Linked DNA regions of Mus musculus: all the other regions are linked to region 1. A link is a loop called in an ENCODE intact Hi-C map of the cell type or tissue named here. Cell type or tissue: heart. All regions are shown on one strand.

The links. Hi-C counts contacts between places; a loop is a spot of excess contacts. Peaks named below come from ENCODE experiments on the same cell type or tissue, not always from the same donor. Only the 100,000 strongest peaks of a DNase experiment are listed, where the experiment ranks them.
Region 2: a loop joins it to region 1, with 3 times the contacts of the local background. A loop is called at or near these places in 16 of 42 quality-filtered maps.
Region 3: it touches region 1 in a loop (8-fold over the local background); 4 of 42 quality-filtered maps call a loop at or near these places.

What each region holds. Positions count from the first base shown.
Region 1 is chr6:145,820,997-145,828,996 of GRCm38, forward strand. Rassf8 (Ras association (RalGDS/AF-6) domain family (N-terminal) member 8) reads left to right here. Exons shown (of 5, transcript NM_027760.3): 5 at 1-83. Among named protein-coding and RNA genes, the nearest start is that of Gm38927, 17 kb to the right of the region's middle. In heart, a CTCF peak has its summit at 3,036 (motif pointing left); no DNase peak of the experiment used is centred here; H3K27ac peaks cover 609 bases.
Region 2 is chr6:146,401,583-146,409,582 of GRCm38, forward strand. Itpr2 (inositol 1,4,5-triphosphate receptor 2) reads right to left here. Exons shown (of 57, transcript NM_019923.4): 10 at 4,176-4,220. Among named protein-coding and RNA genes, the nearest start is that of Itpr2, 97 kb to the right of the region's middle. In heart, a CTCF peak has its summit at 4,014 (motif pointing left); no DNase peak of the experiment used is centred here; H3K27ac peaks cover 470 bases.
Region 3 is chr6:145,437,681-145,445,680 of GRCm38, forward strand. Gm15499 (a long non-coding RNA gene) reads left to right here and starts at 5,190. Exons shown (of 3, transcript XR_378154.3): 1 at 5,190-5,498. It also overlaps a transcript of Lmntd1 not described here. In heart, CTCF peaks have their summits at 4,224 (motif pointing right) and 5,301 (motif pointing left); DNase peaks (open chromatin) are centred at 3,997 and 4,215; H3K27ac peaks cover 4,737 bases.

The DNA.
Region 1 (8,000 bases):
GATTATTATCATGAGCTATAAAGCAAAAAGATCAATATCTGATATTCTCCCAAATAATAAATTTTCAAGATTCATTGGAGCAATACAATTGTTGCTTGCTTTCTTATATACTTAATACTTAAAGATATAATATTGTTTCCTTTGAAAGATGCCAAAGAAAGTAGGTCTATGTATCAGTGATTAAAAAAAAAAAAAAAAAAAAAACAAAAGACCTTTCTCTGAACATACTGTTAACCCTCAGAATGGTCTCTTACACAGAGGTACAGCTAGGCCGGGGGTGCTCAGCAGGTGAGTAAGAACTTGGCACACAAGCACCAGTCCTGGGTCCATGTCCTCAGCATCCCTGTGTAACATGTCACACCACTAGCATCAATACTGGCGAATCAAAGACACGTGGACGGCTTGGGCTCATTGACCGGCCGGCCGAGCCGAAACAAGTTCAGTGGGGATGGAGGGCCATTGAGACCAGTACCTACAGTTGACCTCTGGCCTCCGAACATGATGTGCAAATGTGCTGGGGCTTGCAGAAGACAGCATCTGCATCTTGCCACCTCTGATGTGCAAGTGGATCCATGTTTGCAGGAGTGTTTTTAAGTAGAGCTAAGGCTAGGTTAAGAAAATACACATGAGTAACATCATGCTATAAACGTAAAGAGGAAATGAGGAGACTTACTCAGTTCTGACTCCTAGTTGGAAGCTTTAGACTTTTAATGATCCACCCTGCCCTCGCTAAAGCATGTGTTAATGGCTGAACAAAACAGTGTCCTCTTTTACATAGTTCCTCCCTGGCCACTTACATTCTTCATGTGGGGTGACATAGGAGATGCCAGTGGGGTATGTATGTAGTAAGCCCTACTTATGGCCATACTGGGCTGAACTTGACATGGGTCCCCCACTTCAAGGATTTTACCCTCTCATGAGGAAGGTGAACCTCACTACCACATGTTAAGCTCAGTTAAATGAGCAAGGGTTCCAGTGTCATGGGACGGTGGCCAGAAGGGCTTCCCCATCAGCCCAAGCATCAGGACCCTGGAGCAGGAGATAGGAATCAGAATGGCATCTGGCACTGTCTAGGAGCTAGAACTATGAAGGACTGAATAGCTGTGATTAGATAGTATAAGCAGGAGGGAACAGAGAGTGGGCAGACATCATGGTTATGAAGGCCTTGGTTGTCATGGTTATGAAAGCCTTGGTTGCCCTGTAAGGAGCTGGGGAATGGACCCACAGGTTCTCCTGTTTGGACATTTGGTCCTGTTTTAGAAAGTGATAGAACCTTAGGGACAGGGGCCTAGCTGGGAGAAGTGGGCCAGAGGGAGATGGGCCAGGAGGGTATATAGTGCAGCCCACTTCCGACTGGCTTCTTGCTTCCTGGTCCGCTGGATTCATGCAGTCAGCTGCTGCACACGGCCATAGAACCACTGACCTCCCCACTGTGAAAAGCTGCATAAGCAATTTCCTGATTGAGTCACTGAGGAGTCATGTGGTAAGGTACCATGTTAGAAGCGCAGAAGAGACAGCCAAAGGTGAGGGGCTGAGGGGGCAGGCAGCTGTGGGGGCTTAGGCATTAAAAAGTCCACACAGGACGCCAACAGCTACCAGGAAATAAGGACTCAACAGGATAAGAGAGCTCAATGGAGCAGCTTCCTGAGCAAGCACTCATGGGAACCTCTCTGATGTGAGTGGGCTGTGGAATACTGTAGCATCTTCTTGAGAATATTTTAGGGTGGCAAGGTTGCACGTAAGGGCACTTGTTACTAAGTGAAATAAGACAGCCTTTTAAAATATATTTATATATTTATTTTTATAGATTATATATTTTTATTTATATAATATATATTTGTGTATTTTATATAATGTATATTTGATATATATTTAATTTTATGTGTATGAATTTTGTGCCTGCATGTATGTATATACACCATGTGTGTGCCTGATGCCAACAGAGGCTAGAGAGGAACATGTGTTAGATCCCCTGGAACTGGAGTTACAGGTGGTTTTAAGTTGCCAGGTGAACAGGGAGGGCTTCATGTTGCTTTTCTCGTCCCTGTTTTGGGCACGGGTACATATATGTGCCTTGGAGAGAGATAAGTTGTATTAAAAGACAGATCTGTGGGTGCGTCCTGTCCTCTGCAAAAGAGAAAGTGAGTCCTCGCCCATGTCAGATCACGTGGACTCATGAGACCACAGGTTGCACATTCTCACACATTCCGCACTGCACTCCATGTGGCCTGGCCCCTTCTTCAGTCTCCTGGCAACAGCACAGTGGTGGGGATGTAAGGAGAGGCCTGCCAGCAGCGGACTGAGGCCTGGCCCCTTCTCACCCACACCCCTCCCACTCTGACGCTTTGTCATCTCATTGGTGCAAGCAATCTGCCTATCCACAGAAGGTCCTGCTTGGCCTATGACCCTGTGGCCTTGCCTCACAGCCAGGGTCAGGAATCAGCATATTCAAAGATCTGATCTCTGCCTTTTCCTGCTTGCATATCTGACATGAATGTTAGACACAGACACTCAAGTTGGAGGTGGGTGAGTTTTTATTTCTCAATAGACTCACTTCAGAATTCACTCCCATTCCTAAGTTGGACTTCCATCTTTGGCACAGATACATGGGAAACACAATCTAATGAAAAGTAAGATTAAATACTCTTGTCCAAATAAAAGTCTAAGGTCATCTTCTCTGCCTCCTAAGAGCACCAATGCAAACTGCCAGACGGTAGTTTAGCCTGTGGTGACTCTCCATGTTTGCTGTTTGCCACAACTATGTGCATGCCTGATAGCCTCTCTCCTCAGCCTCTGTCAACCCTGTCAGGAAGCTCCTGACTGCTGTCTCACAGAGATTGCATATACGAAGAGCTGGGACTTGCCTGCATGGAGCTTGCAGGGAAAGACTGAGTCCGTGTGTCGTTTCCCCCACCCCCCACCCCCAGCCTGGATCTTCAACTTCCACAAGTCTCCAGTATGTTCACAGAGGCTCCTTCCCAGGACTTCCCACTACAGGGCAGCAAGGTTTCACTGCCTAGTCATCTGGTGCCCTCTACAGGAAGACACTTTGTTGGCTATGTTTCAACCTAAATGTCCCCAGGATTGTCTTTATGGGTCCAATGCTTCATCCTGTGGCTCTGTGAAGATTAGCTGTACTTGTAACCATCCTGGAAGGGCTGAAGATAGTCTAAGGACATGTCTGTGCTCCTTGCTTGGCTACTGGACTATTGAAGAAGTGGAAGAAATCGGAACTCCTCTCACCCCCAGAAATCTCAAGCTGGGAGAAAAGAATCCCTTAGAGCCCGGGCCAGCCAGCGGGGAAACTTTTCTTCTGAGAAAAAATTCACAGTTGTGTAGACCACCTTACAGAAAGGAGAACAAAGAGTCAGAGGCAGCTGCGCCACCCCTGGACCAGAGCTGCCTGTGTGTGCACAGCCTGCTACTGTATTTAAAACTTAACCTGAAATCAAGACCCTGGGGCTGCTAAAACCCTCTTCCCAGTGTGGTATATCAAGTGCACTCCCTTTTTCTGTTTCTCACAATTAGTCTGCCTGTCTTGATTGCTCACTCAAGACTAATAGCTGAACCTGGTTTGTCCTGACCTGACAGAGGCCAACTCCCTGAGTCCAAAGCATGATCATCCACAGATCCCATCATCCTAAAGTCTAACATGGCTTCATGCTCTAAATTTCACTTAAAAGTCTTTTCTTTTTAATTTATATATAAGAATCATATTGGGAGAAGTTCTGCTATGGGTGTAAGTATTCTAATTTTAATTTACATATCTTCAAAAACTCTTTCTGTATCCAATGTGTAGCCTTCTTGCTTTTTCTTTACCTGTATTGCAAGTTTTTATTTTTACTTAGTTCCCTTGAGAGAAACATTGGACCTGGAGCTCCACAGGACCTATCTATGCACGCATGTTCACAAACACATGTACATAAACAAGGGCTCTCAAACGTGCACACACACACACAAATAGAGCTGGGGTACAAACACCACCAGGCTCTAGGATGACTTCTGCTGTTGGCAGAGCCTTGAATGGTCAGCTGCTCCCCAGGGCTTTTTGCATAGGCATTTAGTTCCGATTCTCCCAGGTCTGAAAATGAGTCCCATTCTGAATATTCCCAAGGCACCCATCCCTACTGATATGTATTGTTGTTTTAAAGGTGTGTAGTTAGCTTAGCTTCCTGCTTCAGTATCATGCTCTCTGGTCCCATCTGTGACTCCATGGTACTTGCTACATCTTTACAGAGATCAGTTACTGTATACACAGACCTTCCATGAAAGACAGTATTTTGATCACATTTTAAAACACACAAACCCCCTGTTCTCTCCTCCTCATTCTTGATTTCTCTTAAAACTTGCCCAATCAACATGCCCTACACAGGAAGATGGTCTCTGGCCATGCCATCTTGTGACTGTAAAATGTCCCCTCTAGGCTCCTGTAGTTCAGTAAGGGGTTCCCTGGCTGGTGGAACTGCTTTGGAAGGCTGCAGAGATTTAGGGGGTGGAGCTTCACAGTAGGAAGTGGAGCGCTAGAAGAGAGCCATTAGGTTTTATACCTGGTTCTATTTCCTGTCCATTCTTTGCTTCTTGCTTGGGGTGCCACGTGACCAGTACCTCATACTCCTTCCCTACATGTGGGTCTCCCACTTTGATGAGCTGTATCCCTGACAACTGTAAACTAAAATAAGCTTTTCCTTCCTTAAGTTGCTGGATAAACTGATGTCATCTGTAAGCTGTGGCTTCTGTAGTATCCACTTGGCTAATAAGCTTACTTCTCAGATTGCTGCCAGGATGTCCTCTCCTGTGAAATATGATACATGCACGTGCAGAGAGCAATGACGTCACTGCAAAGTCCCATCATTTCTAACTCCTGTAGGTCTGGTATGGAATTACACTTTTACCGTAATCTTTTGATTGTGGAGAAACAGTGTTGTTATTTCTTCCTAAAGACCAATATGTCTGTCGCAAACCCCACCAAAGCTTCCGTGGTAAAGAGACTTCCACAGTATGACAGCTCCCTCTGTAAGAAAGTCACACATAGGCAGCCATATCTAATGGCCAGTAGTCAAGAACATATAGGGGTAAAATAAAAACTCCCTTTATTAAACAGGGTCACAGCATAAGACCTACTGGTGATGGTGAAGGGCTATTCATCGGTGGAGCTTGGGGAATTGAGGCAGGAGGATTATACATTGAAGGCCTGTCTAAGCTAAGAATGAGTTCAGAGACACCCTGAGAAACTTGGTGAAACCTTCAGAAAGAAAAAAGGGAGACTGGGATTTTAGCTCAGTGGTAGAACTTTTGCTGGAATACATGAGGCCTTGGAGTCAATCCCCAGTGTTAACAAAAAAAAAAAAAAAAAAAAAAAAAGTAGAGAGACTGCGTGGGCATGGTAGTACCTACCTAAAACCACAGCATGAAGGGGTCTAAGAGAAGGATCAAGAGTTTGAAGCCACATTGGGCTGCATGAGACCTTGGTCCAGGGTCCACAGACCCAGCTGAAGCTGAAGCTGACTCCTGGATGACTGTGAGGTTTGTTGTTAATTTTCAACAACAGTGGAATAAGCAAAACCAGAAGAATTCGTCACCTGAGACCGGCAGCACAAGAAATTCTTCAGATGGGAAGAGACACCACCTGGAAATACAGACCCACCTAAAAGAATAAAGCGCTCCAGAAATGCAAACTGCCCAGACCTAGAGTTCAGTAACAGACCAGGGCACTGAATGAGGATGGAATCAGGGACTGATCACCAGAGGCAAACAGCAGCCAGCCTACACTACGGAGGAGGGCAGTCCCTGGAGGATGCATTTATGAAGCATGGACAAAGAAACAGACCCAACGTAATGGTGAACAGAAAATAAATGAAAGCTAAATAGCTATGTGATTGATAGATGGAGACAGAAGAAGAGTATAGATGGTAAATAGAAGAGAGAATATAGATCCTAAGTAGATAAACAGATGGATAGATGATTGATCAATAGACACGATTGAAGATACACAATAGATGGTAGATGGTAGACATAAGCTAGAAGCTAATTAGAAGATGACAGATAAGATAGAAAATTGAAGACATAGATTACAAATGACTGGTCAATAGATCACTGATAGAGCATTGACGATTGACATATTTATAAATATTATAGATTAATATATATATATGTATTAACAAACGATAGGTAGTCACTAGATGGGCAATCAGTAGATAGATGATGGACAAGTGGACAGACAGATTTCTCTGGGACAAAGACCTAGAAAAAGGAACTGCTTCGCGTGATTTTGGATGCTGAGAAACTTCACAACCTACCAAGAGAAGCTGAGGCCCCAGGAAGTATAAATCCAGTATCTAAGAGCCAAGAGTAGTCACTGTGAGGCCTGTGTGAGAGATAGGAGACAGTGTTTCTGGATCCTAAGAGTGTCCCCCCGGCTCACATGTAGACAGGTGCAGGTAGTCAGAGGTGGGGCCTCTGGGGTTGACTGACTGTGGGGCTGACAAATCCATATATGAATGGGCTACTGGGAGGCTTTGGAAACTTTAGAAGGTGGGAGAAAGTAGGTGGCTGGAGGCATAGATTGATGAGGTGTATTTTGCCACCATCTCTTCCCCTTGTTACCATGAGAACAGCCTGATGTTATGCTGTTCAGTCTTGACGCTGGCCTATAAGCAAGCACAAACTGAAACTGCAGGAGCTGTGAGTCAGACATGAAACCTTTCCTTGCAAGTTGTTTCTCTCGGGAAGTTTGTTGTCATGATAGAAAACCAATGTTCAGGGCCAAGCAGTTAGGCAAAGTAGAATTCCCCCTAACTCTTCCTGTTTCTGTTCAGACATTCAAAATATTAAATGGCGGCCATCTGCGATGGAGAGAACCACCAACCCAAATGCTACAACCGGGAGGGCTCTCCCAGACACACTTGGAGAAGCCGGTTGCCCGTGAGCCAGTCAAGATGACTAAACTGCACAGGGAAGGGAAACAGAGCAGGGAGAGAGTGATTTCCGAGTGAATGAGCTGATGGCAATCAGCGTCATTTATCAAGAACCAACTAAATGAGCCTCAGCCTTTGGAGACGACACGGGAAGCCAAGATGGGACTTTTACAAACAAACAAAACAATCAAATTGTGCCTGTTGTGTGGCTAATCTCGGTTGTCAGTTTGATGAGCTCTAGACTCCTCTGTGAGACGAACCTCTGGGTGGGTTTGAGGAGGCTATCTTGATTCTACTACAAAGTACTAAAAGATCTGCCCACCAATGGCGCCATTCCCTCCATTCGAGTCTCAGACTGAATACAAAGAAGAAAGGCAGCTGAGCCCAGACACCCACCATTCTGCTTCCTGATTGCTGCACTGTGACCAGCCACCTCAAGCTCCGGATGGACTGCACCCTGGAACTGTGAGACAAGACAAACCCTTCCAAAGCTGCTTTCCTTGGGACAGCAGATGACTCGGTTCTTGTTTTCTGTATGTTACTTGTATTGTATGTACTGTATGTTACTGTATGGTACCAAACTCAGTGGGAAGGAGACAGCTCCACCCCACACCCTCAGCCCTGCTCCCTGCGTTCACAGCAATCCTCAGGGCTCTATCCACTGCACACATGCGTGCCCAGTGAGTCTTTGATAAAATTAGCTACAGTTTTTCCATGAATATCCTCCTTGCTCATATAGGGTACGTGGAGTTATGCTTGCTAGGAAGTTAAGCTGAACAAACCCTGGAGCTTTTCTCTTCTCGATAACCAGTGAACTTTGACGGTGACCTCCCATTTGCCTCAGTGTGTCTGAGCTAAAGAGTCTTTTGGGCTTCTATGTAGTAGGGGACTCTGCAGTAAAATGCGGGCATGGTGGTGTACATTGTTAAATCCAGGCACTTAGCAAGCACGGACAGGCAGATCTCAAGAGTAGGCAAGCCTGATCTACATTGTGTCCAGCCCCACTAAATAAATAAATAAATAAATAAATAAATAAATAAATAAATAAATAAAACTATGGCAAGCATTTAGTCACTTTTCCTCCAC
Region 2 (8,000 bases), 580 kb after region 1:
CCAGCAATCCCCAAGGACCTGCCTGTCTCCCCACAATGCTGCAGTGACAGGCAGGCACCACCATAGCCAGCTATTTTTAAGTGGTGCTGAGGTTGAACTCTGGTCCTCATGCTTGCAAAGCAAGCACTTGACTGACTAAGTTGTCTTTCAACCCCAGATGGCATTCTTTTTAAACTAGAAAGAAAAAGCACCGATCTCTGGGGCTGCATAGGGAGGGCTGCACAGGGAAGGCTGCACAGGGAAGACTGCACAAGGAGGCACTGCACAGGGAAGGCTGCACAGGAAGGGTTGCACAGGGAGGCACTACACAGGGAGGTACTGCACAGGGTGGGCTGCACAGGGAGGCACTGCTCAGGGAGGCACTGCACAGGGAGGGCTACACAGGGAGGCACTGCACAGGCTGGGCTGCACAGGCTGGGCTGCAAAGGGAGGCACTGCACAGGGTGGACTGCACAGGAAGGCACTGCACAGGGTGGGCTGCACAGGGAGGCACTGCACAGGGTGGGCTGCACAGGGAGGCACTGCACAGGGTGGACTGCACAGGAAGGCACTGCACAGGGTGGGCTGCACAGGGAGGCACTGCACAGGGAGAGCTGCACAGGGAGGCACTGCACAGGGTGGGCTGCACAGGGAGGCACTGCACAGGGTGGGCTGCACAGGGAGGCACTGAACAGGGAGGCACTGCACAGGGAGGGCTGCACAGGGAGGCACTGCACAGGGTGGACTGCACAAGAAGGCACTGGACAGGGTGGGCTGCACAGGGAGGCACTGCACAGGGTGTGCTGCACAGGGAGGGCTGCACAGGGAGGCACTGCACAGGGTGGACTGCAACAAGAAAGCACTGCACAGGGTAGGCTCCACAGGGAGTCACTGCACAGGGAGAACTGCACAAAGAGGGCTGCACAGGGAGGGACTGCATAGGGAAGGCTGCACACTGCCCAAGGAGGGCTGCACAGGGAGGCACTGCACAGTGAGGGTTGCACAGGGGGCACTGCACAGGGTGGGCTGCACAGGGAGAGCTGCACAGGGAGGCACTGCACAGGGTGGACTGCACAGGGAGGGCTGCACAGGGAGGGCTGCACAGGGAGGGCTGCACAGGAAGGCACTGCACAGGGTGGGCTGCACAGGGTGGGCTGCACAGGGAGGGCTGCATAGGGAGGCACTGCACAGGGTGGGCTGCACAAGAAGGCACTGCACAGGGTGGGCTACACAGGGAGGCACTGCACAGGGAGAGCTGCACAGGGAGGGCTGCACAGGGAGGCACTGCACAGGGAGGGCTGCACAGGGAGGGCTGCACAGGAAGGCACTGCACAGGGTAGGCTGCACAGGGAGAGCTGTACAGGGAGGGCTGCACAGGGAGGCACTGCACAGGGTGGGCTGCACAGGGAGGCACTGCACAGGGTGGGCTGCACAGGGAGGGCTGCAGAGGGAGGCACTGTACAAGGAAGGCTGCACATGGAGGGCTGCACAGGGAGAACTGCACAGAGAGGCACTGAACAGGGAGGCACCGCACAGGGAGGCACTGAACAGGGAAGGCTGCACAGGGAGGCACTGCACAGGGAGAGCTGCACAGGGAGGGCTGCACAGGGAGGCACCACACAGGAAGGGTTGCACGGGAAGGCACTGCACAGGGAGGCACTGCACACTTTGGGCTGCACAGGGAGGCACTGAACAGGGAGAGCTGCACAGGGAGGCACCTGCCCTGATTCAAAGCCACAAGGGAGCTGATGGCTGTGCTCCTGCTCCAGCCCCCTCTCCTGGAAAGGTGTACTTCAGGGCACCCCAGGACACCTTTGTGTTGAGTCATGGTGAGTCACTGACTTTAGATTGAACATCACATTTCTGTGCTGTTGGAGCCTAAGACGTGCTGGGAGAAGCTCTGTCTGAGTTTGGAGCTGACGTACAGGCTGCAGAAGGCTGCCACATTTCTGTCATGGCTCTCCCCTCCCTCCTCAGCCCAACCTCCAACTCTGCTTGGGGAAGCCACACATCCCAGGCTGCTTCCGGAAGCTGCCGGGAGTTTCTCTGTCTCTGTAAGCCTCATCCCCAGAGCTTCCTGAGGGATCCTTTCTGCTTTCTAAGTCTGCCCATCTTACTGCCAGTGAGCCTGGAGTGAAACCCATGGCAATGTGAAGATCTGACAGAACCTAAACCCCCATCTCCAAATTCTACAGATCAGAATTTGAAAGTGCTTCTTCAACAGTCTCCTTTTTCTAGAACATTTCCATGTGTATAAACACACGCAGGTCTGTTCCTGGCCACATAGGAGGATTTTGATGCTTAGAGGACATCTGAAAATTTCTGGACACATTTTTGGTTGTCACAGCTGAGAGCTGGGGTGGGGTGAAGCTTCTAACACCCAGTAAGATGAGATCAGCATGCTGCCATCAGCCTGCCTTCCAGGGGGTGCCCCTCTACCATTGAGGGAACACCCGCTACGACTTAGGCAGAGGACACCCCACTACTCATACAGAGCTCATCTTGCCACCACCACAAAGAATTATTTGGTCCACTGTGCCAATAATGCAGAGGCTGTGAGACCCCAACAGAACTGCCTTCAAAATAATCAGATCCCTTGCCACATAAATATGTTTGGTAATACGAATGGCATTGCAGAGAATTTTTTTTAAAAAAATCCCCTCTGCAGAGCCATCTGAAAAAATGTGGACCTTCGAGAAGAAATAATGACCATCAGGTTCCCAGCTGGGCTTGACACGGTGCCAATGTCTACCGGGTGCACAGGGAAGCTGCATTTGTAAGATTGGAAATAATGGGCCCCTTTGTAAAGTGAACACAGCAATTCGGCCTTAATGGGAGCCCCGACACACACAGCCTCATTTCTGCAACACCCTGCATTAACCTCTGAGACTTCCAAAATGGAAGGTGACGTTTTGATAAAGGTTTCTGAATTACAGGAAAAAATATTAGCAGGTCATTAAGTCGCCAACGCGGGGAAAATTAAGGGGAAAATCAGCATCATCGCCATCACTGTTACTGGAACTCTGCGTGAGAGGCCGGCGCTCTGTTTTGGGAAATTGATCTTCTCTGTCACAGGCTGCAGATCGACTCTAACAACCCTTCTCCTTTCCTCTTCAGACAGAAGTGTAATTACTGCAATGTGACAAACAGATTATGGAACAAGAAGCCACACTGTGCGCACTACACCTTCACGGGCTCAGTTTTCTTTACAGTCAAACTTGAGGCTCTGGAGACAGGCTCATTAAACCAAACCTCTGCTGCTGGCGGTCTCTCACAGGAGACTGGCACAGTCCAGAATGCAGACCACCTGCCCTGTGTGTGATTGCAGTGAATCTGGGGACAAGCTCTCAAACACAGGCATGTTCTTCTCAGCTTTAGTGGAGTTGAGGAATTAGGAGGAGAGCAGCGCAGCCAAACAAGGCTTGATTAGTGAGAAGGGATGTCACCCTGAGTCTACTGCTTAGCACAGAATCCTGCTTCCTAACCGCTCCGTGAAGCTGCATTTTCTGTGTCCACCCACTCTGCTCAACCCACACAGCCAGCTGCATGGCCACCGTCCATGCAGGAAGCAGAGCAGAGCTGTAATTAAGCCACACAGTGGGAAGGTTTGATGGGTGCCTTCCTAGAAGCAACTTGTCCCCCAGTACTGAGGACTGAACCTACAGCCTCACATGTAAACCCTGTATCATGAGCTACCCCTCCAGCCCTCTTTATAACTTCCTATTACATTTAGTTTTCATGTATGTATGTGCATGGATGTGCATGGATGTGGGGGACAGATGCCACAACAGACATGTAAAGTCCAACTCTTGTGAGTTGGTTTTCTCCTTCTACCATATGGGTTTGGGGAACAGAGTTCAGACCCTCCGGAAACACCCAAGAACCATTTCACTGCCCGCCCCCCTTTTAGATAGTACTTCCATGTACTTCTGGAAACTGAACATAGACCTACCATAGCCTATTTCCCAGAAGCCTCGGCGTCTTGCAATAACCAGCCTTCAAGAGGCAGGAATTCCCTTAGCGCCCCCTGCTGGCAGGGATGGGGATAGCATCTGAGCCCACATGCTTCTCTGACCATTCCTTCAATTAAGAATGGGGTCCTAGTCTTCAAGCTTGTTAGTAAAATGTCTTTTGATTTATTCGTATAAAATAAGATGTGGAACATTTGGGACAAACTGACAGGAAAGTCTACTCACCACATTTTTTCCTTCATTTTGAGCATCTCGATAGTCAGGATTAAGCTGAAAAACAAAGCAAAATTTGTTTTAAATTAAAAGTGCCAGTAAGAATGTGCTGAACCTGGGCCCATAAGATGTCCCAATGGATAAAGCATCACTGAAAGCTGGATGATCTGAGATCAATCCCAGCATGCACCTTGTCTCTCCCTCTTCCCCCCCCCCCATACACACACACACACACACACACATACACTGTGAACATGCTTAAATACCACACACACAAAGAAGATTCCTCCAGTGATCCCACTACTGACCTGGAACCCAGACCCAAAGAATTTACCAAAGTGTGGTTGGCCAAGCAGGTTTGATAGACCAATAGATTCATGATCAGAGATGATGCAACGCTCAGAATGTAACAGGGCACAAGGCAGAGGGGCAGATGGAGGCAGGGGGTTTTCTAGGAACCACTACGAGACATGGGGAGAGGAGAAGAAGCCACAGGTGGCATGCCCACTGGAACCACACTTCATGAGAACATAGGGACAGCACTCTGCTATGAAGAAGAGTCAACAGAGCTTCATGACAAACAGCCAGCTGCCCTGCCACTGAGGACTTAGAACGACAACTGAAGTATTGTACTAGAGAAATAAAAATACAAAACAAAACCATAATCCACCCACCATGTGGCTTCACTCAGAGCTCATTTATCTGAAAATGGTGGAAGAGAGCTGGGCTGAGGGAGAGAGGAGCTGTCGTCTGTGGTGTCATCTGCGCTGTGACACATGGTCACGTGGGCTTTGGCTTTGTACTCTTGTTTGTTTCTTATATTCCTTATATTATAATTATGTATAGCCATTATGTACTATACATAAATCCCATCACAGATATATATTTTTATTTTACATTTATTTATCTATTAACATATATTATATAAATATATTACATTTATATTATATATATATATATATATATGTATATAATCTGTGGGTCAGTAGTGATCCACAACTTGGCAGAATCCGGACTCGCAAGCCTTTGGGCACACCTGTGAGGGATTACCCAGGTTAGTTTAGCCTCTGACCTCGCCAGTGTGGCGGAGAAGAGTCCACTAAAGTAAGAGACAACATTGCTGGGTCTTGATCCTGGACCACCTAAAACTAAGAAGCAAGCTGTTTTGAACTGTGGATGTGGCCAGCCATAGTGAGCTCCTGCCACTGTGACATCCTTGCCATGATGGAATGTAGCCAGAAACAGGTAAACCAGAATAAACCTTCTTTCCTTAAGCTGCCTGTGTTGGAGTATCTTATCTAGTAACAGAAATGTAACCAATGCAAAGTTAGCCAGACTGTATCTAAAGCTGTATCAAAGGGTTACATTTGATGAATTAGAATACTTAGTTCCAGGTAATAGTAAATCCAAGCTCAGAGCCATGGCTCACACATAAGCAGGATGTAAACAGAAACGAGAATCCACCCAACCAAGCCCAACACAAAACAGCTTCTGCCCTTGGCGGTGCTGCCCATGTTCTACCACAGACCATGCCACACTCTAAACCCTATCAAGAGCACCCAGGCCTTTTATTTTAAAGCTTCGGGCCTTGGGAAAAGTCATCCAGTCCCAGAGAACTGGGAGTCCTTGTCTACAAAATGAGGGGGAAACTCTATGATGGAGCCCCCAGTCTGTGAAGCCTATGGCTGAGCCCAAAACTATGGAAATGCATAACTGAGTCCCAAGTCTTTGAAGTCTGACTGAGCCCCAGATCTGTGGACATGTGAGACTGAGCCACAAGCCTATGGAGACCCATGATGTCCACAGGTCTGTGTGGGTAAAAGTCACACATCCCTGTCTTTGTCTGCTTGCCAGTCATCTCCATCAGTCAGCAAAGCACAAACTAATAATGTTAAAAAGGGAGGGAGGAAAAAAGATGACATGGGCCGTCACTGTGGGCCTGACTGGGTTTACAATCAGAGAGGTTTACTGAGGAGGGAAGACAGTCCTGAATGGAGCAACAACATCTCACAGACTGAAGAGCTCCAGGCTGAATAAAAAGACAAACTGAGATCGGCACCAGCATCCATCTGGCTCTGCTCCTCGGGGTGACTGCCTCAGAGCCCTGCCACCTTGTCGTCCCCACCAAGATGGCCCATAGCCTGCAACTGTAGCAAAATAAGCCATTTCTTCTTCTGTTGCTGTTGATAGTATTGTGTCATGGCTGTGAGAAAAGTTACTACTAGAGAGAAAGAAAAACACCCAAATAAACTTACAGCCACATGCATTCACAGACATTAGCTGTAAACAATAAATTATGCACACCTCAAAGTCTACTACTTTGTCTCTTCCCCAAATATAGTAACAGCCGTAGTTATCAAAGTAATTAGTGAATGATGCATAAAGAAGAATGTTGCTAAAGAAGGAAGAAAAAGTTGTGCTAAGGCAGTTCCTGGATATTTTAGGACTTTAAAGGAAAATATTTCATGATGCTAAAAAACTGAATTGTCAGGGCCCCCAATGGAGGAGCTAGAGAAAGTATCCAAGGAGCTAAAGAGATCTGCAACCCTATCGGAGGAACAACATTATGAACTAACCAGTACCCCGGAGCTCTTGACTCTAGCTGCATATGTATCAAAAGATGACCTAGTCGGCCATCACTGGAAAGAGAGGCCCATTGGTCAGGCAAACGTTATATGCCCCAGTACAGGGGAATGCCAGGGCCAAAAAATGGGAATGGGTGGGTAGAGGAGTGGGGGGGGGGGGGGCTTTTGGGATAGCATTGGAAATGTAATTGAAGAAAATACAAGAAAAAAAAGAAAAAAAAAGAAAAAAACTGAATTGTAAGTCAGGCATGGTGGAGAGAGAGAGAGAACTTTTGTAATAAACACTAACAGAGCATCTTTAAGGAGAAAACTTTGTGGCCTGTGCTATTTTAGGCAAGACTCCTATCCCTGGCCACCAACCCTGTGACCTCAGAAGGAAAATAAGACATAAATAAGGTCAGCTATACTACAAAGCAGAATTTGACCAGAGCTAGGAGAAAGAAATGAATAATTTGTAAATAACATAGGTCACAGGAGGGATGGAGTGATCTGTGATGAGCTAATTTATATAAGAATTATTCCTGAAGGCTGGAGAGATGGCTTAGTGGTTAAGAACATTGACTGCTCTTCCAGAGGTCCTGAGTTCAGTTCCCAGCAACCACATGGGGGCTCAAACCATCTGTAATGGGATCTGATGACCTCTTCTGGTGTGTCTGAAAACAGTGACATACATACAGTACAGTATACTCATATGCATAAAATTAAAAAAAATAATTATTCCTGGTGTTCAAGGAAACCATTAAAGGGCAGGTTGAATTTTAATCAGGAGATAAGGGAGAGAGATCACCACAAGTAAGAGAAGTAGGACTAATTTGAGTTTGCAGAACCTCTTGTGTGATGTTTCTTTAAAAATGCTTTTGAGAGTTCATTCATTTAACTTCACAATTCCCCTTCTGAGAAATGTTCTTAATCCTTAATTCTTCACAGATGAGATGTGGGCTACTGACGGGAATGTCACACAGAGCCATGTGTGACAGGTCTGAGGAATGCAAGCCACACCCCAAGAGACTGCAACATCTCCTCTCCTGCCTCCAGCAAACAGAAAGGTGTGAGCCAAAACAGAACGACTCCACAGATAGGCTCTTATGCTGAAGGAAAGATTTCCCGGGACCTCAGAGGCTTTTAAGCTAAAGGGAAGATCATGCCGCACGAAAGAGGCTGTTAAATGAATGATGTTTACATCAGTCTTATATGTTTACAGTCATCAGCATCTAAGTGTAGAAACTGCCATGGAAAGATATGCTTATCTTGA
Region 3 (8,000 bases), 380 kb before region 1:
GACCAGCAGGCCTGTCTTACTGTCTCTTCCTGATGTGCTGCTCCGGCACAGCCTGCACGCGTGGCTCTTTTGTAACTGGCTTTGACCCTTCCAATGCTCCAACCACACTGACCTGCACGGTGCCAGTAGATGCCTCTGGCTTCCCAACACCCACGCCTTGATACTGCCGATTCCCACCAATGAACAGTGCCTTTCTCTACCCTCTCGGTTCTACCTCAAAAACAAACAAACAAACAAAACCAACTCTTCATTAACGTCCAGCCTAGCCTTCACATCACAAAACAGAGCAAATGCCTACCTTATAGAGGACTAAATACAATACCTTTAAATGTAGTTCTTGTTTTATTATAAATACTGACGCTATTACCATGTGTCTTTTTCATACATTATTTCTGATTCTCCTGAAGGTAGAAATGACTCATTCCTCTCCCAGGTGTTAGTGGGACACACTGTCTTTTCCACCCTGGCAACATCAGTTTCTGAGGTCTGTCAAGGCTCACTTTCATGACTTCACCTCATCATGGTAGACGCTAAGCTCCCCAAGTCAGAGAACACCTGGGGACTTGTTCCTTCTCACGCCTCCCCAGGGTAGATTCACTGTGTTTACTGAAGGAAGAGCCCCCGTCTCCACTGTGGGAATTACAGCTTTATCATCCACTCACAAATTGCATCTTGGTAGAATAACAAATTAACAAATACTATTATACCTGAAACAACACACTGGGCCACGGTCTGGAGAATTACTGGCACTTCTCAAGGGGAGTTAGCAGGCTCTGAAGGACGGGCAGAGACAGGAAGGAGGCAACATGGTGGCTTAGAAGTAAGGTAGAAAGCTTCATCTCCAGGGAACTGCTTCAGTTCTAACAGAGTTTGTTGAATTCCATTGGTGATATGCTATGCTATTTGATTGTGCGTGTGTGTGTGTGTGTGTGTGTGTGTGTGTGTGTGTGCGTGTGCGCGTGCGCGTGCACGCGCGCGCTGTATGCCCAGGTATGCTTTCCTACGTGGAGGCCAGTTCTTAACCTCAAGGGTCATTCTCCCACATTTTTGTGAGAACCCAGCGGTCTCAGGGATCAGTGTTCCTACATCTCTGTGCTGGGATTACAAGCGTGTGTCAACACACTCAGCTTTTTTCCTCGTGCCCTGGGGACCATACTTGGTACTCTTGCTTGTTTGGCAAGTACTCTTGTGACTGAGTCACCCCCCACCCCCTCCCCAGCTCTGTTTTATCATCTGCTCAGAAAAAAAGGCCTCAAAGAGGAAGTTAACAGAAGACTTTGATATAAATCCAGGGCCCTCGCCCTTCCTCAAGAGATATTTCCAGATATTCCGAGCCTCAGGCCATTGCTCAGTCATGGAGTCTCACCACAGCCAGCAGTGTGATGAGAGGTAACCAGGAGGAGAATGGACTTTAAAATGGCCTCCCTTTCCTGTCAGTGACCTTAAAGAACAGTTAGGAGAGAACACATTCCTGAGGCATTTGACTCAGGCCAGCAATGATGTCACAAGATGTGCCATCAGGAGAAGCCCAGAACACACAGCGTCATCTCACAGGGAATGTAACACGCCGCTTCCATTAAGCAGACAGGGCTTCAAGCAGTGCAGTGGAGAGGACAGACAGGAGACAAAAACCAGGGTCTCTGTGTTCAGAACAGGCTGGTCTCTGTCATTAAAACATAGCTAGGAAGTAACCAGAGTCTGCTTGGTGCCATTTCCTGTCCCACTTGCTCACGATGGAGTATTTGAGGAGCTAAGATGGGTGTGGTGACTTGAGAAACAACTTCTCTCCAACCCCTGGGACAGAAGGACTCAACCTTCTGTCTGCTGATCCAAGGCTTCCTGTGCTGTCCACATGCTTAGGTGTTCTCCTGTTCCCATTTCACAAAGGAAAGTGGAAAGTGGCTCACGTACACTAGCACATGTTTTACACTAAAGGCACATATGTCCATGCATCCATGTACACACACACACACACACACACACACACACACACACACACACAGAGCCCACATGGGAAGACTGACTAAGTGGCTTGACACGACTGAGACTGTGATATTACCCTAAATGGAAGAATAAGTGACACCAGAGTGGGGGTTGGATGATACAGGTGTGTAGAGGGCAGGTGAGGGGTGTGCAGAGGGCAGGTGTGAAGGCTGTGCAGAGGGCAGGTGTGAGGGGTGTGCAGAGGGCAGGTGTGAGGGCTGTGCAGAGGGCAGGTGTGAGGGCTGTGCAGAGGGCAGGTGTGAGAGGTGTGCAGAGGGCAGGTGTGAGGGTTGTGCAGAGGGCAGGTGTGAGGGGTGTGCAGAGGGCAGGTGTGAGAGGTGTGCAGAGGGCAGGTGTGAGGGCTGTGCAGAGGGCAGGTGTGATAAAGGTGTGCAGAGGGCAGGTGTGAGGGGTGTGCAGAGGGCAGGTGTGAGAGGTGTGCAGAGGGCAGGTGTGAGGGCTGTGCAGAGGGCAGGTGTGGAGGTGTGCAGAGGGCAGGTGTGATAAAGGTGTCAGAGGGCAGGTGTGAGGGGTGTGCAGAGGGCAGGTGTGGAGGTGTGCAGAGGGCAGTGTGAGGGGTGTGCAGAGGGCAGGTGTGAGGGGTGTGCAGAGGGCAGGTGTGAGGGGTGTGCAGAGGGCAGGTGTGAGGGGTGTGCAGAGGGCAGGTGTGAGGGGTGTGCAGAGGGCAGGTGTGAGGGCTGTGCAGAGGGCAGGTGTGAGGGGTGTGCAGAGGGCAGGTGTGAGGGCTGTGCAGAGGGCAGGTGTGAGGGGTGTGCAGAGGGCAGGTGTGAGGGCTGTGCAGAGGGCAGGTGTGAGGGCTGTGCAGAGGGCAGGTATGGAGATGTGCAGAGGGCAGGTGTCAGGTGTGCAGAGGACAGTGGTGACCATCGGGCAGAGATAGCAGCAGCTCCACATTCCTAAAGGAAGGGACACCGGGAGGTACGAGTGTGGCCAAGTGAGCTGATGGATGACGTGCTCATCCTCTCCAGTCTCCAGGAATCCTGGTCAGGACCAGGCCACCAAGTGAAAATAGAAGTCATGTTGAGTGTGACTTTAGACCCTGATCTTAAGGTACCAAAGGTACCAAATATGCATGTTAGTGCAGAGCTGTGCTAATAAGGGGGCTGTGTAATACTTAACTGCTGCTGCTACAATCTATTTCACTTGCATGTGACTCGGTTTAATGCAGACCCATGTAAGTTTGGGGTTGTATGTCACAGGGTCACAGGGCCTCTCACTGTGTGAAGATCCAATGCCACAGGTTGAGACTAACACTGATTCAGACTCTGACGGCCTGTTTCTTTTTGACAATTGTCCCTCGTTGCCAGTATCCAAGTCTGTGCTGGAGTTAGGTAACTATATGTGCTTCCTGCTATGCAACTACCACATGACCACGGGCTTCATAACTGCAAACTACGTCTCCAGAGAAATGTCAGACGTGCTTTCCTCTTGCTGGTACATAGTCCAGTACATCTAAGTCCATATAAGACAGCCTCAGTCTTTGAACACATCTCGTCACTTATAAAATGTGTGGTCTATAGATTCAGTTGGACAGTAACACTTTAATTCCATTGCTGTAATGTGGGAAGACCTGCTTGGCCTCCTCGTTTTGTTCTTTGAGCAAACATGAAGCTGATGAGGAGGAGCCCTAAGTCCAGACCAGCACTCACACAGGCCTGGTTTTCATTGCAGAACATTTCTCCCTGGGCTGTGGCTTTTCTGTCAAGTGCACAGATTGCATGCAGACACACACAAACTATCAAGTGTGCACACACATGAGTTCGCACGCGCACGCGCGCGCGCACACACACACACACACACACACACACACACACACACACACACACGATATCCAGTGATCTAACTACACAGGCTATGTTCTCTTAGTCATCTTAAGTATTTCCACGTGTCCATTTGACTTCTCCATCTGGGTGTTCTGCATGATGGGCTGTGCCTCAAACCAATTTCATTACCTCACTTTCCAAACATCCCGAGGACGCTGTCTCTGTCTGCTCACTCAGTAGGAACCAACCAGACTTCTCAAGCCAAGAGCTTTGCACTCTGCTTTGAGTCTTTCTTCTCCTCCTTCATGATTTCAACCAGCTATGTGTGTACTCCGAACAGTGCTTTGATTTTTCTCTTTGTGACACTGCCCTTGCAGGCACTTAGTTCTTTCCTCCTGACCCCATAAGCAGCCTCAGAGTCTTTCCCACCCCAGGGCATGTGCCACAATGCAGCCAGCAGAGGGATCCAAAGCGACGGAATCGTTCAAGGACTTCTCTGATGCCCAGAGACTAAAGGAAAACTGCCAGTGTGTCTTCCGTGCTTTCTGACCTGGCTGGAGGGCTTCATCATGACAAGCTGTTACTCTTCAGAGCCCTGTTGTCTAGCCACAGCAGGTTTGCAGGACAGTTCTTTGTCACGTTGACACAAGCTACTGTCAGATTCCTGGATACATTAAGCAACCCTAAAGTGTAAAGATTTCTCAGTCAGAAAAAAATGTTCCAAGTTTGAAATATATCATTCTGGTGCATAAAAATGTAGCAACAAGTTCAAATTTGAAGGCTTGTTCAGAGAGCAGTAAAAATGAATAGAATTATAAAGGGCTAACTGTAGGTTAGGAAAATACTTTTTTTTAAACTTTAAATTCTCTCTCTCTCTCTCTCTCTCTGTGTGTGTGTGTGTGTGTGTGTGTGTGTGTGTGTATGTGTGTGTGTGTGTGTATGTGTGTGTGTGTGTATGTGTGTGTATGTGTGTGTGTGTGTGTGTGTGTGTATGTGTGTGTGTGTGTGTGTGCACACACTCGCCCGCGACTGGGCATGCTTACCCATAAGGGCACCGTGGAAGCCAAATGTCAACACTAGATATCTTCCTCTATCCCTTTCTGCCTTGGATGAGGTCTCTCACTTAGCCTAAACCTTGCCATTTTGGCAAGACAGGTTGGCCAGTGAGCTTCCCTGATCTACCTGTTGCTTGCCTCTAAATTCTGTTGCCCACAGGAGGGAGCTACGGCACCCGGCTTTTATGTTTTCTGTGAATGCTGAAGACCTGGGATGCTTCCATGACTTGTACCTTATCCACTGATTTATTTTATCCCCACACGACATCTTCTGTTGTCTCTGTCTTATCTGTTGCCCTGTAAAATGACAGATGTCAGACAGCAAGGATGAAGTGCTCCCTTATGAAGGAACAGGGAGGCTCTATGGTAACTAGGATGCCTGTGGTCTGAAGATTCCAGGTGAGACCTTGTGTTTCTTCCCCTCTTCCTCCAAGTCAGTGGTGTCTGCTTCGTGTTCCCTGCAGCTCCGTGTTCCCCCTGCTGGCGAGAGTCAACAGGCCGGGTCAACACTACGTGCACGGCTGGCTTCAGAGTCTATTTTATAGTTCGTCGATTCGCTCAGCTGTCGTTTTCACACTTGATCATGAACAGACTCCATGCAAGGGAAATCAACTGAAGATGACTGTCTTTCACAGAACTCAATAAAGAAGCTAGGAGACACGTGGGCTCCGTAACGGTGAGTATTCTTACTGACTACTAGGAAATAGGTGTGAACCAGAGCGAAGCACCTGAACTCAGCTCACTGAGGCGGGTCCTCACTCTGCCTCAGCGCTTTCTCCCCAATACGCCTCAGGGATGGATCTTTCTGACATCAAAAACACAGCAACCCAAATGTGATATTGAAATAATCCCCCATGTCTGTATGCTGCAAGTACATTTGTATGGACAACAACTGTATTTAATGTACTTAATCACATTCAGAGGACCTGTAACCATAGAATTTTAAAGTGAGACTCGGTTTGAAATGCTGACTTTAAAAAGATCCATTTTATTAAGTGTGTGTTCTTGTGTGTGTGTTGTATGTGTGTACATGTGTGTGTCTCCATGTGTGGTATACATGGATATGTGCACACTGAGTGTATGTGCCTGGGGAGTCCAGAGGCAACAAGTGCCACAGACCCCTTAAGCTGGAGTTACTGGCAGTTGTGAGCCACCTGCGGTATATCCTGGGACTCAAACTTAGGACTTCTGTAAGACCAGTGATCACTCTTAACAGCTAAGCAATCTCTCCAGCCTCAAAATGCTAAGTGTACAGTGATATAAAGTAATTCTGCTATATAATTATTAAATGGTATAAGGAAATAATGCCCCCCCCCTTTTTTTTGATACAGGGTTTCTCTGTGCAGCCCTGGCTGTCCTGGAACTTGCACTGTAGACCAGGTTAGCCTCGAACTCACAGAGATCCACTTGCCTCTGCCTCCCAAGTGCTGGGATCAAAGGTATGCACCACCACTGCCCAGCTCAAATAGTTCCTTTTAAAATCTTTAGTTCTTATAAGGACACAGATTTTTATCTTTTTCTTAATTTTCTAGCTTCAGCATTGTTGAGTCCTGTCTCATGTTGACCATACAATGAGCTCAGCATCTTTCTCATTCCTATTGATTCAGTGGCAGTGTTGGGTTCTTACTAACTTGTACCTGGGCTGGCACTCTGACATGTGCTGGAAGATAGAACAGTCCATGGAGGTCCAAGGTGGGTGTGGTGACCCGTGGTGGGTCATGGGGCCACCATGCTGGGCCGTGGGGGTGGGGAGAGTGCACTGACTGCTGACAGGAGACGAGGAGGGGAGCATTCCAGGCCGTATCTGTCCAGGAGGAATCAACCTCCTCTCGGAACGAGGACAAGATTATCGGGGTGTGTCTGAGGAGTGGCAGGCTCTGTCTTCTGTTTAAAGAGGACTCTCTGTCTTTGTACTGAAAATAATCTCAAAGAGCAAGAATCAGGGAGACATTTGCCATTGTACAGGAAGAGATGCTGGCACCACAGGCTGGCAGCCAAGGAGGTGACCAGATGTGGCTGGGCTCTGGCTAGAGTCGGAAAGGAGGCCTGCAGAATGTTGGTAGACTTAAGTGAAGTGGGAGAGAAAGAGACAAGACAAAATGATCCTAGGGATTGACTTCTGAGCAACTGAGGGAAAAGAACTTCAATTACATGCACACATATGGGAGTGCACGCACACATACACATGTACACACATGCATGCACATACTCACACATGCACACACATGCATGCATACACACATGCACACAAACACATACACACACTATATGCATGCACATATACATGCATGCACACATACATGCACACACTTGCACATACATACTCATATGCAAACACATGCACACACATGCACACAATGTATACAATGCATACACACATGCACATGCATACTCACACATACACACAAGCACACATACACACATTCAGACACATATACATGCATGCACATACACACATGCACAGTCACACACACAAGCACACATACATACACATGCATGCACACATGGGCACACACATGCATGCACACACACAAGCACATATGCTCACATATATGCAGAGGCATGCACACGGGCACACATGTGTACAAACAGAGACAGCACCCAACATGTTCATGATTTTCCTCAATCCATAAATAAAGCAATCACCAATCAATTGTGTGAAAAGTTGCCTGTCTACTCAACACCTTGCCTCAACGTCATGTTTAGCTCTGTGCAAACTCAAACTGTTCTCTGAACAATAGCGTGCTCGTCCACACACCAACCTTGGATTGTTCATGAGCAAGGCTGTGGCATTTTGACTTTTGAGAAGTGACTTCTATTTTATAGATGTCATGTACTTGGGAGTATTCTGTAAACCTAATCTGGTATTCCATATTTGATAGCAGCTACAATTGCAAACTCCAGGTCCCACACCCTGCAAATGGGCCTAAATGTAATGCTTTGGCAAAGAGCACAGACATTTGTACTTTGAAATGTGGTGTATCCTCTGCCAAGACTGTGGCGTGTGAAAACACCCAGCAGGGCTGGCAATCTCTGAGGGGTTTGAGGAGCATAACTACGGCTTCAAAGTTAGCCTGACCCTCCTTATTTATGTTCTCTGTGGACACCTGGGAAATGTGTGTTTCTACCATAGCCTGAGATCTAATACTTACTCAACAAGGAGTATTTTCTTTGGCTG